Linked DNA regions of Mus musculus: region 1 is linked to region 2. The links are chromatin contacts, found by Hi-C or POLR2A ChIA-PET in ENCODE. All regions are on one chromosome and are shown on one strand. Each heading gives the region's core, a stretch centred on a gene start or an enhancer-like site at or near the end of the contact. The rest is flanking DNA. Distances are from core to core; before and after follow the strand shown.

Region 1 (2,700 bases), core at 10-2,509, 190 kb before region 2:
CTGGGACCATGGGGGCTCACAGAGCCTGGGCCACTGACAAGGAAACCTACAGGAGCTGAACTTATCCCCCCCACCCCCATCTGTAGCAAACGTGCAGCCTGGTCTGTATGTGGGTCCCCTAACAAGTGGAGTGGAGCTATCTTGGTCTCTGTTCCCTGCCATTGGATCCCCTCCGCCTCCCTGGACTGCCTGGTTGGGCCTCAATGGGAGATGTTGTACCTAGTCCTGCTGAGACTAGATGTCCCAGGGTAGGGTGGTATCAAAGAGGTATTCTCTAAGGAGAAGGGGAGGGAGCAATGGGGGGGGGGGATTTGTAAGGGTGGGACTAGGAAGAGGGGGCTATGATTGGGATATAAAGTGAATAAAAAATAAATTATTGGAAATAGGAAAAGGAAAAAAAATACTAATGTAGGGGTGGCTGTGTAGGTGAAAAACGCCCAGCACCCAGGTGAAAGGTTGGCAAGGCTGAGCCTGATCGTAACCCCAGTGGCAGAGAGCAGAGACAAGCAGACCATGGAGGTGTAATGGCCAGCCAGCATAGCCTCAGGGGCAAGCTTCAAGTGCACTGACTCTTATAAGGCGGAAAGCAATAGAAGAGTACACTCTCCCCCACCCCATCCCATCCCCTGAAACCTATTTCCACCCCCTCCTCACTCCCATTCCCTAATGAAAGGAATACTAAAGTCTGGAGGTATATATAGCTCAGTGGTATCTCTAGTTCCACAGTAAAGGGGAATAGTGGAGTGCTAGAGCATTAGGTTCTGGGGTCTGGCTCCAGCACAGCAAAACAAAGACAACAGTGATAAAAGCTCATACCAGAAGAGATCAGAAATAAGAAGAAAAACGAAACCACATGTATTCTCACTATGCAGACTTTATTTACTAATCCCTTACTACATGCTAGCCAAGGCTCTAGTGTTTTCTTTTAAAGTTATTAATTTATATCAATTAATTTATATGAAATAGGGTTTGATCTATAGCCCCAGCTGGCCTAGCTAGACCTCCCTATGTAGCCCAGGCTGCTCTCAAACTGGCAATAAAGTGCTGAGATTACAAGTGAGTACTACCCTGCTACATTTAGTTTTGCAATCATCTCATTTTCTAAAGACTCATTTTGTGAAAATTTCCCAGGTGTGTGTGTGTGTCCGCTAACCCTAAGCCGGATATGCCACCAGTTCAATTTTCTGCTGTACTGGGAAGTGGGGGGGGGGGGGGGACGGGACGGGGGACGTAGCGCCGGACATTAAAATGGGGTCGGGCTAGGGTAAAACCGTGAGACTCGGTCTGGAAATCTGGCCTGAGAGGACAGCCTGGCAATCCTCAGCCGGGGTGGGGACGTCTGCCGAAGATCCTTGGACTCCAGCAACCAGTGGTCGCCACCGTCCATCCACCCTAAGGCCCAGTTTGCACGGCGGAGAACAGCTGTGCAGCCACGCTGGACACTCACCCCGCCCGAGTTGAGCCCGCCCCCGGGACTACAGGACCAATAAGTGATGAATATACCCGCGCGTCACGGAGCACCGGCCAATCGCGGACGGCCACGACCCTAGAAAGGCTGGGCGCGGCAGGAGGCCACGGGGCGGTGGCGGCGCTGGCGTAGACGTTTCCTGGCTATGGTGGTGGTGGCAGCGGCGCCGAGCGCGGCCACGGCGGCCCCCAAAGTGCTACTCTTATCTGGCCAGCCCGCCTCCGGCGGCCGGGCGCTGCCGCTCATGGTACCCGGTCCGCGGGCAGCAGGGTCGGAGGCGAGCGGGACACCGCAGGCTCGCAAGCGGCAGCGGCTCACGCACCTGAGCCCGGAGGAGAAAGCGCTGCGGAGGTGGGCCCGGCGGGCAAGGCTGGGGCGCGGGGCGGCAGGACTGGGATTGGGACTCTCTCGTGTGTGCCAGCTGGTGGGCTCCGTACGGTGGGTTAGATTCACCTCTAGTGTCTAACCTGGGAAGCGGAGCTGAGGGGGATGCCCCTCCGAAGGTCTGCGTCGGGGGTGTGTGCAGGAGCTCCCGACACAGGCACAGAAGAAGGTGCCCGACGCCCAGTCCTCTGTAAATGCTCGCTCTTTGTGGTCGTAGGGTAGGAACCGCTCCAGCTGTCATTGCAGCCACTTGGGAACCCCACCCTGGGAACCGAGTCCACAGCGTCCGGCATCCCGAGAGTTTGGCTTGGGGAGGGACAGTTGGTAGCGTCCCCGCCGCCTTCACGGATATCGCTCTAGCAAGGAGCCTGTGGGACGGAATTGGACCCAGAAAGTAGCGGGGGAGGAGGGAAGAAGCATATGACGCAACGGGAATGTATCAGCCCGGTGGTAAAATGAGATCCGGGTGGACAGCCGCACGGGAGAGAATCAAGCAAGTCTTCAAGGCCTGTGGATAGAAAGCAGCGTGTGTATGCGTGTGCGTGTGCGTTTTGATAGGAGCTTTAAGCGTGTTTACTTGCTAAGCCTTATTCTGTAAAGTCAACGAAAGCACCAGCTGGCCACGTCTACAAATGAAGACACATGAAAGCTGGAGATGACTCAGTTATGTTCCCTGTCTCCTCCCCAAGGAAACTGAAAAACAGAGTAGCAGCGCAGACTGCTCGAGATAGAAAGAAAGCCCGGATGAGCGAGCTGGAGCAGCAAGTGGTGGATTTGGAAGAAGAGGTAAAGGGACTTCAGGCCATGCTTTCATCCCATCCATATCAGGGCCCATCCTAAACTGCTTC
Region 2 (2,784 bases), core at 107-2,606:
TCAGCAGGCAAGGGTGCTTGCTTGATCCCTGGGGCCCCATATGGTAGGAGAGGGCTGACTCAGACAAACTGAACACATCCATACATATACACACACAACATGCATACTGAAATGGAAATGAACAAGAAAAATACAAAATAGGAAGTAGGGGGAGAAAAAAAAAGCCTAAAAATACGGGTTCTGTGAGCCATGAAGACTGTAGCACATTCCTGCAGTTTTGTACTTGGGTGAACACCGCATTACATAGGGCACACTCTTCCAGGTCTAGGATCCTATGTAGACTTCACTACCGCATCGCCTCCGGGCTATTACACATCTGTAAATTATGGCTTGCCAAAAAAGCACTGTCAAACCTTGTTTGTAAGCATGCAAATACTGTTCTATGGAGGCTCAAATGAGACTTTAGCAAGAAATATTCAAATTCCTTTCAATATGCAAGAATTCCTTTCTTTCACCATCCTAATATGCCCATCACTCATATGTTCTGTTGTCGGTAACATGTACAGTGTGTGTGCAGGCTTGCTCCCTTGACAGACGCATGGAGAAGACCAGGGGTTAACAGCCAATGTTTTTCCTCTATCACTATTTGCTGCTCGTTTATTTTCTAGCAAAACAGCTGCTCTTCCAAGACTGGCTGGCCAGTGACCCCCAAGAACCAAATATCTCCTTCACCCTCACACCCCTTGAGCTGTGGCACCAAGTGCTCATTTAGGAGCTAGGCTGCACCCTCATGCTAGAGCGGCACAGCATTTAGCAATCTTTCCAGTCCCCTAACTAAATGTGACAGGGTCTCAGTAAGTAACCTTACCTGGCCTTAAACTCAAGATCGGCCTCCCGAGCGCGTTCGCCGTCACGCCCGGCCTCCCACCCAAAAGTTCGGCTCTTTGCCTTGAAGAGTACGTTCAAGAGTGACCCGTGCCACCAGGGTGGCAGTCCTTCCCAGGCGCCCTCACCTGTGTGCAGCGACAGCCAGCCCTTTCGGTGTGCGATGTAGTGCGGGGCGTGCGCCTCCTCGTAGCTCACCGGCTTGTTCCCCTTGGCCACGCGGACTCGCGCCGCCCGATTCTAGGAGCGAAGGTGCGGTCACGGGGAGACCCAGCCCAGCCGCCCTCGCGGCCCCCAGACCCGGCCGCCGCACTCACCTTGGCGCAGACCGCGGAGGTGTGCAGGGTGCGCCAGGCGCCAGGCAGCTCCCGGCTGCAGGCCAGCACCTGCGGAGAGGCGGGGAGTGAGCGGACACCGGATGGCGCCCCAGCCCTCCCGCCCGCGGCCCACTCACCCGCTGCCCTAGCCCGCGCACCGACGCGGACCACGCCATCTTGGGCCGGCGCGACCCGGGACGCGTCAGTGCGCAGCCGCAGGAAGGCGGGGCCTCAGAGCAGGAACTAACGGGAACACGGGCGGGGGCGGGGCGTGGCGAGGGAGAGGGCGTGGCGTGGGTCGGAGTGTGGGACGTCCTGCAATTTTCCTGATACTGTCAGCTAGTCCTTGGTCGGACCTGGTGTTGGGTTTTAAATGCGAAAATTTGGTGATATAAAACTGAGGTGTGGGGCTGGTGAGATGGCTCAGTGGGTTAGAGCACCCGACTGCTCTTCCGAAGGTCCAGAGTTCAAATCCCAGCAACCACATGGTGGCTCACAACCATCCCTAACGAGATCTGACTCCCTCTTCTGGAGTGTCTGAAGACAGCTACAATGTACTTACATATAATAAATAAATAAATCTTTAAAAAAAAAAAAAAAAAAAAAAAAAAAAAACAAAACTGAGGTGTAGCTGGACATGGTGGCGCACGCCTTTAATCCCCGCACTCGGGTGGCCGAGGCAGGTGGGTCTCTGAATTCCAGCCTAGTCCGGTCTACAAAGCGAGTTCCTGGAGAGTCTGAGTTACAGAGAGAAACCCGTTCTGGCAAAACAGAACAAACAAACAAAAGCCATGAAGTTTTTATCCTCATAGAGAGGTGGTAGAAACAGCTTCAATGTCCTCTAGAGAATTGAAGAGAAAACGCGCCGGCCCTCAGGCCCCGCTGTTCCGTGCTTGTGCTCCTACCTGAGACCGCGTACTCTCCAGGAATATCCAATATGACAGCGTCAGCCTCCTTTGGGCTGGGAATAGTCATTTGCCTTCATGCTGAGCAGATCCCAGAAAAGGGGTTGCTGGGTTGGCTCCTAATCATTTAAAGTAAAGAGGCAGTGTGTTGAGGGTCTATTTCTGCGGTGGAGCCACCCAAGGAAGAAAATTTTAAATGGCAAGGAAATTTATGAGGCTAGAGCAATGTCGTTGTAATTATTATTGAGTAATTATTAATGGCAAGGGGGGAATAGAATCGTGAAGAACTCACTCTACTAAAGAAAGCACATGGACTCTAGAGTCTGACTCTCATTATAACAAAATATTGAATGAAGGGATTTTTTGTTTTGCTTTGGTTTTTTGTTTTGGGGGACTGTTTTGTTTTGTTTGTTTTTGTTTTTGAGACAAGGGCTCTCTGTGTAACAAATTCTGGACTCAATTTATAGACCAGGCTGGCCTCAAAGTCACAAAGATCCACCTTTTCTGCCTCTGAAGTGCTGGGATGAGGGGTGTGCCACCACACCTGGCTGGGAACTCCTTCAAAGCATCCATGGGAGTGGACACTTACACTCTAATGTCAGTGCTTGGAAGGCAGAGGCAGATGGATCTTTTATCAGTTCAAGGTCTACATATGGAGCTCCAGGCTCCAAGGCTACAGAGTAAATAAACCCTGTCTCAAAATAAAAGACCATGACCAGGAACTAACTGGTCATTCT

The links. Hi-C counts contacts between places; a loop is a spot of excess contacts on that map. ChIA-PET counts read pairs that join two places held with the same protein, here RNA polymerase II (POLR2A).
Region 1: a map of heart shows a loop between it and region 2 (2.3-fold over the local background). The contact joins the promoter of Xbp1 here to the promoter of Mrps24 in region 2. A Hi-C loop is called at or near these places in 1 of 37 maps with a recorded cell type or tissue (heart). POLR2A ChIA-PET finds 5 or more read pairs at or near these places in 4 of 5 experiments (Patski and embryonic stem cell).

What each region holds. Positions count from the first base shown.
Region 1 is chr11:5,519,382-5,522,081 of GRCm38, forward strand. It overlaps Xbp1 (X-box binding protein 1), which reads left to right and starts at 1,260. Exons shown (of 6, transcript NM_001271730.1): 1 at 1,260-1,819; 2 at 2,542-2,638. The coding sequence starts at 1,614.
Region 2 is chr11:5,706,345-5,709,128 of GRCm38, forward strand. Mrps24 (mitochondrial ribosomal protein S24) reads right to left here and starts at 1,357. Exons shown (of 4, transcript NM_026080.3): 1 at 1,280-1,357; 2 at 1,143-1,211; 3 at 954-1,065. The coding sequence starts at 1,318.